2 separate regions of the Homo sapiens genome follow, and region 2 is linked to region 1. A link is a contact called in ENCODE Hi-C or POLR2A ChIA-PET data. All regions are on one chromosome and are shown on one strand. The core of a region is the stretch at or near the end of the contact, and the rest is flanking DNA. Distances in the headings are between cores, read along the strand shown. Region 1 holds the start of MKNK1 (MAPK interacting serine/threonine kinase 1). Region 2 overlaps ATPAF1 (ATP synthase mitochondrial F1 complex assembly factor 1).

Region 1 (4,643 bases), core at 830-3,329:
ATCACCTGAGGTCAGAAGTTTGAATCCAGCCTGGCCAACATGGCGAAACCCCGTCTCTACTAAAAATACAAAAATTAGCCGGGTGTGGTGGCTCATGCCTGTAATTCCAGCTACTCAGGAGGCTGAGGCAGGAGAATCACTTGAACCTGGGAAGTGGAGGTTGCAGTGAGCCGAGATTGTGCCACTGCACTCCAGCCTGGGTGACAAAGTGAGACTCCATCTCAAAAAAAAAGGAGAAACAGAGACAACTAGTTTATTTTGACTGAAGCACAGGTTGCAGGTTTGGGAAAACCAAGGGAAACAGGGAGGGGAGAGGTGTGGGAACAAATTGTGCAGGAACTTGTCTGAGGCTGGAGTCCAAACTCTACATCCAGCTTGTCCAACCCGCGGCCCTGGATGGCTCTGAATGTGGTCCAACACAAATTCATAAACGTTCTTAAAACACTGAGATTTTTTTGCAATTTTTTTAAAGCTCATCAGCTATTGTTAATGTTAGTGTATTTTATGTGTGGCCCAAGATGGTTCTTCTTCTTCCAATGTGGCCCAGGGAAGCCAAAAGATTGGACACCACTGCTCTATATAGTAGGCAATGATGCCCACCAAGGTTTCCGAGTAGTGTCTCAGGAAGAGCACAAGGGCACCCATGAAGAGGATGCAAAAGGAACTAAGTAATTCAATTACTCTGGGACCACATTACAGGAGACCACATGCACTTTCTAAGCACGTGCTGGGCTCTGACAGCTCCTGTTCACAGAGCTTCCCTCTCCCATGGCTTCGCTTCATGCAATCTGAGTTGCCATCCCCCACAACTGTCAACATCTGCAAAATACCAGAGTAACAGGACTCCTAACCAACTCTCTGGATTACAGAGAGAGAAGTGTTGAGGTGGGAGCAGATGGGCAGAGGGGGCACCAAAGCCTCTAGCTGGCTCAGTTCCATATAAAACCCAACCCTGGATTTCCTCTTCACATCACTTCCAGCCCAGCCCTCTAATGAAGGGCTGAAGCTAAGGAGAGTGGGCTGAAAGCACCTGGCTGATGGGTGGTGATCCAGTGAGACATTACACCTACTGTCCAGCATGTGCCTGGCGCATGGGCAGTGGTGCCCTTCCCATTCTGCAGGGTCAGTTCCATCTGTAAATCCCACTGAGGCTTCAAGGCCCAGGTCACAACAACTCTTCTCTCAGAGCCTTTCTAAAGTACCCCAATCCAAAATGACCAAGCTCCTAGAAATCACAGCTACCATGTATTCAGCACCCATTACATGACAGGCGCCATACTAGGTGACTTCCATATAATCCTATTCACCCTTCACAATGACCCTATTATGGCCATTTCCTAGGGAAGAAAGTGAAGCTCTGGGAGGGGAAGCAGACTTGCCCCAGGACACACAGCTAAGAGGTGGAAGAGATGAGATCTAAACCCAGGACTCCCTGACCCTGAAGTTGAGCACTTCTAACAACACTTCATTCCTGTGAGCCTGCCTGCCTCTGATCTGCCACTGTCAGGGAGCTTGGAGCTCTCTAGAAGACAGGGTGCACCTGACACTCTTATTACCTTTCCCTGTGGACAGCCATCCACACAGGCAGGAGCCTTTAAATACTGAAAATAAATGAAAACAATTAACTTAAAAATAACGCAGTACACAGATTTCACAAATTCCTCACGTGAAAAACTATTCATGATACTGGACTGCCTGAGCCCTGCGCCCAGCCATAGCCTCGGTCCTGATCCCTGGGAGAGACTGAGTCTCAAACGGGCCACAGAGTAAGCGCCATCTCGGACACCGGCCACGCCCCGACCCCAGGCACAGAGGTCGCAGACAGCTCGGGACAGTCCTGAAAAGCGTCCCCTTAGGCTGTCCCTCCGCAGCTGAATCGCGTCGTGACCTCGGGCAGCCGTGAAGGCCCTGACTGCCCCCTTCCGGGCACACGAGCTCACTCACAGACCCCGGCCCCATTTAGCTCGGAGGAATACCTCGCAGGTCTCGCTTTTACCTTCGCTGGCTCCCGCCGGGGAGCGGTCGCGCGCACCCCTACCTGCAGATCGCTCCTCCGAGAACGCGGAAGAGGCGGTGCTAGATCCAGGGGGTGGGCCCGATCAGAGAGGAGGGTGAGGGGGCGGAGCTGCGCCTGCGCCCTGATGGCTACCCAGGGCCGCCTGAGGGCAGGGGGCTCGAGCTGAGCGAACTGCGCAGGCGTGACAGGGAAGAGGCGGGGAGAGGGGAGATTGCTGGCAAGCGGGTGGGGCTTAGCTCCTCCGGCGCTTTCTTTTCCGAATGGAGGGTGGAGAAGCCCGGGAAGGTAGGAGGCCGGGCGCGACAGGTGTAATTAACATGTACTGAGAGCTTCTGCAGGCCAGGAAGGAATTTTAAAATGCCTTTTATATGTGGGGAAATGCTGCTAGTCTTTTCTAAAACGGGGGCCAATTCTGTACAATTTCTTTAAAAGTCTGAGTGCCTAGAATTTCACCATAAGAGTTTCTCCTTGAGTACAACATTATCCCCAGTATTTCAAAATTTTTAAAACTTTTAAAAGTTCATTTCTTGGGGAAAAACAACTGTAAATAGGTTAATGCCTCAACCAGTCTCCCCACATCCCCTTCCCAAGTCTGCAGCTGCGATGAGAAAGGATGAGAGTGTGGACTGGGATTTAATTCAGGCGCTGACTCCGAGTGATGGAGGTGAACATCCCTTCCCTGCCTGTCTCAGGATTATCGTGAGGATTTGGTAAGCCAAGCTAGTTAAAGAGCCCCAGGGACTTGCTTCCCATCATCCACCTGACAAACATTTGTTCCCTGTCTTGTCGGGGCTGTCTTTTCATCTGTATGATGGAAGGAGATTGGGAATATTAGTGAACATTCAGGACTTTGCTAGATTTCCCAATCTGGGTGAAGGCCGGAGAGGCGGAAGATCAAGCTTCTGTGTTCATTCCCTTCTGGAATCCTGCGGTCCAACCTGAGGGCCCCGATGTATCCTGACTTCTCCCACTCATTACCTTCCGTGGAGGCCGATCCAAGCTTCAAGTCTTCAGAGGCCCTGCTGGCCTGTTCCCTTCCCTGTTGCCTGTGGCAATAGCCCAAGAGATTCAGGACCTATGTTCCAGGTTCTCAAAGTTGCTATGTCCCTCACATGGCAATCAAATTCAGTTAACATCTTTGAGGGCTCTGGGGGTGCTCAGAGGAAGGAGGGCTCCCCCAAAGCAGGTGGAGCTCTAGTCATGACTGTGGCTTATTTCACCACATATTCCACAGCTTGCTGTGGGGTAGGGAGGAGAGGCAACAGGAAACCTCAGAGGCTGCAGTGTTTATGGGAGCCGAGGGTGATGCGGCATCCTTTACTCAATAGGTGGATGCTCTGCCCCAGGCTGGAGAGGATGGCTTACTACCTAGGTCCCTGCTCCAAATATTGTTTTGGAATTTTTTTTCTTTTTTTTTTTCTGAGACAAGGTCTCACTGTGTTCCCCAGGCTGGAGTGCAGTGGCACCAGCTTTGCTCACTGCAACCTCTGCTTGGGCTCAAGTGATCCTCCTGCTTCAGCCTCCTGAGTAGCTGGGATTACAGGCATGCACTACCATGACTGGCTAATTTTTGAATTTTTTTAGAGGCAGGGTTTTGCCATGTTGCCCAGGCTGGTCTCGAACTCCTGAGCTCAATGATCCTCCCACCTTGGCCTCCCAAAGTGCTGGGATTACAGGGAAGAGCCACTATGCCCAGCTTTGTTATGGACCTTGAGCCAACAGGAAAATAAAGCCCAGCCTGACTTCTCAACCAAGCTGCCACTCTACCTCCCAGGACCCTTTGTTACTAGGTTTTGCCCCATGGGAGTGTGCTCTTTTATCTGCATCATTGAGGCCCTATCTCTTTCTTTTCCCCTTCTCTTCCTTTCTGTCTATTCTTCTTTAAGCATCCCTCTGTGAATCTCTCAAAGCAATTTTGTGTCAGCTTCCTAATGTATTTACAGATATTCTCATGTAAGGTGCAGGTCTTGGGTCACACAGTTCTAAGATAAATCTACTCTCACTGCCATGGTCATATTTCAAAATGACCATGAACCCAAAGCATGGGACTTGTAACAGTCTGAGCTGTCCAATGACAGAGGAGGTAGTGAGCGATCTGTTATAGGAGGTGTGCAAATAGCACCCTTTTAGAATGCTGGGATTGGGCCTCCTGTGGTGAGCCAGAGGAAGAGGCAGCAGAATGGAGGGCCTTCCAGATTCTAGAGGAGTGACTAAAGGCAGGGATATTGGGGGCTGGAAGGGAAGCAAGGCAGCTGGCCAAAGACACACTTGATTCAACAAGCTATTATATGTCAAGCACTTAGAAGTGTACCTGACACATAATGAACATTAGCTGTTATGATGACTGTGAATGATTCATAGACTATATAATGAAGGAGCTGAGATCAATCAGTCCTTCACTCCCATCACTGATAACAAAATAGATGAAGGGTTGGGGTCTAGAGGGGGAATGGGCTTGCAATGGAACTTCAGGAGCTGGGCTGGGGCTACAACCTATGCCTTTGCCTCCCAGGAGAGCCTCTGCACAAAGCCAGGCTGGCTCCTTTGCAGGAAGAGGGAAGAGCTCTAGATGGGCCTTTGTTGACTCTTAAGAACCAAGCTGCTTTTTAATTCCTGCCCAGGCAGC
Region 2 (4,643 bases), core at 1,382-3,881, 39 kb after region 1:
AACAATTTTGTACTTCCTCTTTTTGACTCAAATGTCCAACATTTTTCCAACCTTGCTTTCAGCTGATGAGAACTTTTCTTTCTTTTCACTGAGCAATCTGTAGGAAACTTATACCACTACCTCTATCCATCTAATTTTATCAGTGTCCTTATACTCTGGCTTCTCTCCTGCTGTCATATTCCTGGTAAAGATCAACCCCTCATTACCAGACTTGCCCACTCAAAAATATCACTTCCCGCTTTCTCCTGTATCATCAACATTTCCCTCTCCACTGGATCTTTATTTATTTTATTTTATTATTATTATTTTTTTAGACAGAGTCTGGGTCTGTCGCTCAGGCTGGAGTGCAATGGTGCAATCTCAGCTCACTGCAACCTTTGCTGCTGGGGCTTAAGTGATCCTCCTACCTCAGCCTTCCGAGCAGCTGAGATTACAAGGTGCATGCCACCACGCCTGGCTAATTTTTGTATTTTTTGTAGACACAGGGTTTCATCACATTGGCCAGGCTGGTCTCAAACTCCTGAGCTCAAGCAATCCACCCACCTTGTCCTCCCAAAATGCTGGGATTACAAGCATGAGCCACTGTCCCAGCCTCAACTGGACCTTTCCCATCAGCATACAAATATGTTTTCTTTCTCATATTTGAAACAAAAGATACCCTTGGGCGCACTTCTCCACCTCCAGCTAATACCCCATTCTCTCCTTCCCTTTATAGAAATGCCCCTTGAAAGAGTTTCTATGCTGATTCTTCGGAGTTTCTCTTCCCATCCTCTCTTAAGTCTACTCCAATCACACTTTTATGAAACTGCTCTTATAAGGCCCCCAGTGACTTCCATGTTTGTGAAATCAGTAAATTCTCAGTTCTAATCTCATTTGCCCTAATAAACAAGGGAGATTTGGTGAGTTGAGCAGTCCCTATTCCTTGAAACATTCAATTTTAGCTTCCAGGGCATTCTACCATCTTAATTTTCCTTTTACCTCATGGCCATTCCTTCTTAATCTTTGCTGATGCTTCTTCATCTCTCCAGGGATGGAGACCCCTCGCTCAGTTCTTAGATCTCGTCTCTTCTCTATTTTTACTTACTTCCTTGGTGACTTCATTCAGTCCTATGGTTTTAAGTACAATCTGTATGCTGACAACTCCCATATTTATATCTCCAGCCTGGACTTCTCCCATGAAGTCCAGGCTCATATATCTAATTGCCTACTACTTGGATATCTAATAGGCATCTCAGATTTAATACATCGAAAAGTGAGCTCCTGATTTTCCTGTTAGGCCTATTCCTCCTGCAATCTTGCCTATCTCAGTTAATGGCAATTCCATATTCTTGGATAGAATTTTGGCTTTCAGTTGAATGTGATGAATGGAAGGGTTAATGTGGAAGGAAGAATGGGAGAGATGGTACTGAATAGCTTCAAGAATAGGGAAGTAGAATCCTCACTGTGTCCTAGGTTTGTGGGTTACTGCTACTGTGAGATATCAGCTGAGTGATATCACTTCTTTCTCCCTATGCAGCTGGTAAGAGAAAGAGAAAAAATAAGTGGGTGCTGTAATGAAGACTGTTAGGGGGAAGTGTCCACTGTTTGGGGACATTCTGAACTTAACCTCTGCCAGATAAAAGGATATGTGACTGAAATGAGCAAGGACTAGACAGACAGTGTACAGTAATCACAACACTGCTCCTGGCACCTGGATGTGCAGAGAGAACACAGTGGGCATCATTAACTATGAGCATATGGTCAATGCTCTATCTCAGTGATTCTCATCTAGGAGTGGGAAAAGGAGGAAAGAAAAACACTATAAATGATGAATGTTGTATAAATGAACAGTATGAAGGAAGATAAAATATTGAGAGCTATCCTAGGCTTCAATACAACTCTTCCCTATAATTAAGAAGCCATTTACTTGTCTACAATCTCTTATCTGAAACCCTTAGGGCCTGATGTGTCTTAGATTCAGAATTATTGAATTTTAGAAAGATAATAGGTATAGATACTATATAACTATATTATGTGACTCCCCATACTCAAACACATTAATATTTCCCTAGTAAAATGCATAATACTCCACACCAAGTGGGATTAGTTATATAAATAGTTTCACATCAGTTTAAAGATTTAGTTACCAAATGAGTTCAAGTTTACATAAGGTTTTGTGACCAAATGAGAACAAAAACATTTTGTTCTCAGAGCCCATGGGTTTCAGAATTGTGAATAAATGATTGAGGATCTGTACTAACTTCAAATTGGAAGATCTTGAGCAAGACAACTTCACTGTCAACTTTAAAATAAGTAAGAAACAAGGTATATGTAGCTCTTTGAAATTTTCTCTCTCATGAGCTTTGGCAGAAGAGTAATACCTTCAGTGCCATGAGGTAAATCCAAAGAGTTTTGCAAGTTAATTCTTACCAGAAATGTGGAATCCATTTCTGCAGTCATCAGCACTATGCCCTTTTCTTCCTTAAGTTCAGGATAGTGATATAAAATCAGCTGGCTGGCTGCAGCTTCCCCTCGGGTCTGCAAGGTGGAACACTTATCAAGGCTCAATAAGGTACCATCACAACAAACTGCAATTTCAAAGCAATAGACAGTCTAGAGGAAATTCTGGCTCTTAACAGCCCCTTGGGTGGCTAGTGAGTTGGAGGACTGGTATGTGGTGGTAAGGTCAGGCCTGCAAAGGCACAGTGAAACTGACAGTTTGCACAGTGTTATTTGTGTCTTCAACTGGAAAAGGTTTGGCTTTTTTCCCAGAAAATGTTTACAGTAGGCAGTGAATCCATCATTGTGACCATACATTTAAAAACAAAATGGCACAAGCAGCTACCAAATCAAGTTCTAAAGAAAGCAATGTGCCTGTGTAATTGCCACTTTCATGGACTAGTGCATTTCACAGTTGAAATCTACTCCCCTTGGCTGGCTCTGAAGACTGAGCTCTTTTAAGCTGTAGCAGGAGCTGCAGAGTTTGCACATGAGCCAGATTTGTAATGTGCAGCTCTAAAATATAATCTGGGTTGGTGGGGGGTGAAGGGGAGAAGAAGGATGGAAACACCATGATTTTATGAAGAATGATCAGGGCAGTGGTTACTAAATCTCAAGTCTAGACTAGGTAGAGAGGATGGGTTCAAAGCTAAAGCCCCTACATAGCACAGGTGGAAACAACTACATTCAAAAGAAGATTCCTAGACTTTATCTCTAAAATTTCAGCGAGTCTTTTTAATTATAAATATCCAACTATCACTAGGGTACTTGTAATAGTTCAGCATCTCATTTTTCTTGAACATACTTCTAATGTTACACTGATCATTTTGGTCATCATTCTAATATTATACTAATCACTTTTATTGTAATTATGTTTCTGGATCTTTCTCCTAAAGCTGAATATTAGCTCCATGAAGGCAGGGACCTTGTCTCACAGATCTCCAAGTCTTAGCACAGTTCCTAACACAATCCCATAATGATTAAGTTCACAGACTTTGAAGTCAGATAACCTGGGCTCAATCCTGGCTCTATCACTTATTAGACAATGTAACTAACATCTGAGGCCACTTTCTTCTATGTAATTAGAAATAATAACAGTAAATATGGCGTATTATGAGGATTAAATGACATAATATATATAAAACATGTGGCACATAGTAAGTACATCAAATTGTTGGTTATTAAAGTATGTACTCAATAAAGGGTTGTTAGACATATTACAAAATAGCAAAGTAAAAAGCTGTTCCTTCATTCTATTTTGCATTCTTTACCCCAACTTCAAAGCCAATATAATTCGTGCTTGTTTTTTGCCACATTTGACCTCCAAATATAGAATGCCAATCCTAGTTATGATTTAAAATATTGACTTTTATTTTAAAAGTTTTAAATGTTTTGAATCTAACTTTTAAATATAATATTTAAAAGTTAATATTGTTTTATTGGAAATAAAGAAATAAAGGAAGAAAGCAAACAAAATAACATTAAACAGAAACTATTCACTTAGCATGTTGGAAGGTGTTGACTTAGGTAATAAAACACATTTAAGACTTGGAGCTTTCCTCAAGGGGCTTCTAGCTTGGGTTAAAAAGATAGCCATCATAACTCAGGCATGTTTGTTAAGTGAGGCACATGCAGTATATACAACTAGAGGTCTGGGGAAGAGACAAAAGAGAACCAGAAGTAGTCAGAGAAGGTGTTTTGGAGTCTTTTCCAATTTCTAGGTATTGAGGAGGGCCTAGAAAACTAGTCCAACACAAAAAGTATGACAATTCATCTGCGCCACAATAATAAATGCTGGGAGTAAGCAGCTATTCTGTGTCCTTGAGCCTCAGCAAGGGTTTCTAGTCCTACCAAGGGGTAGTCCTCTTTCCTCTAGAGGAAGGGCACAAGCCACCTACCTGAATATTTATAAGTGCAGTGAAGTGGAGTTCAGTACCTGTCCATTGTCCTACAAAAAACTCATAACCTTCCCTTCTTGGCAGAGCACATAGAAACTGTGAAAAACAGATATACAAGGAGACAGATGAATAAATGAAATTATTTGCTCTATATCCAACCACCTGTAACATTCATTCCATTTCCTCCATATTTGGTTTTTAAAATATTTTTTTATTTTTTTGAGACAGGTTCTCGCTCTGTTGTCCAGGCTGCAGTGCAGGCATGAT

The links. Hi-C counts contacts between places; a loop is a spot of excess contacts on that map. ChIA-PET counts read pairs that join two places held with the same protein, here RNA polymerase II (POLR2A). Pooled maps may share reads with other maps.
Region 2: a map of PC-9 shows a loop between it and region 1 (4-fold over the local background). The contact joins the enhancer-like site here to the promoter of MKNK1 in region 1. A Hi-C loop is called at or near these places in 1 of 168 maps with a recorded cell type or tissue (PC-9) and 5 of 50 pooled maps. POLR2A ChIA-PET finds 5 or more read pairs at or near these places in 15 of 52 experiments (A549, AG04450, CD4-positive, alpha-beta T cell and 12 more).

Annotation. Positions count from the first base shown.
Region 1 is chr1:46,602,189-46,606,831 of GRCh38, forward strand. It overlaps MKNK1 (MAPK interacting serine/threonine kinase 1), which reads right to left and starts at 2,080. Exons shown (of 13, transcript NM_001135553.4): 1 at 1,997-2,080. RefSeq lists enhancers at 1,394-1,894, 1,662-1,711 and a silencer at 2,042-2,261.
Region 2 is chr1:46,640,785-46,645,427 of GRCh38, forward strand. It overlaps ATPAF1 (ATP synthase mitochondrial F1 complex assembly factor 1), which reads right to left. Exons shown (of 9, transcript NM_001394565.1): 7 at 4,377-4,472; 8 at 2,410-2,517. Among named protein-coding and RNA genes, the nearest start is that of ATPAF1, 25 kb to the right of the region's middle. Within about 2 kb of position 2,632, at least 3 of the 41 ENCODE cell types and tissues checked have a DNase peak (open chromatin) inside an H3K27ac peak, as active enhancers do; they include PC-9 and Panc1, where a contact is called at or near this core.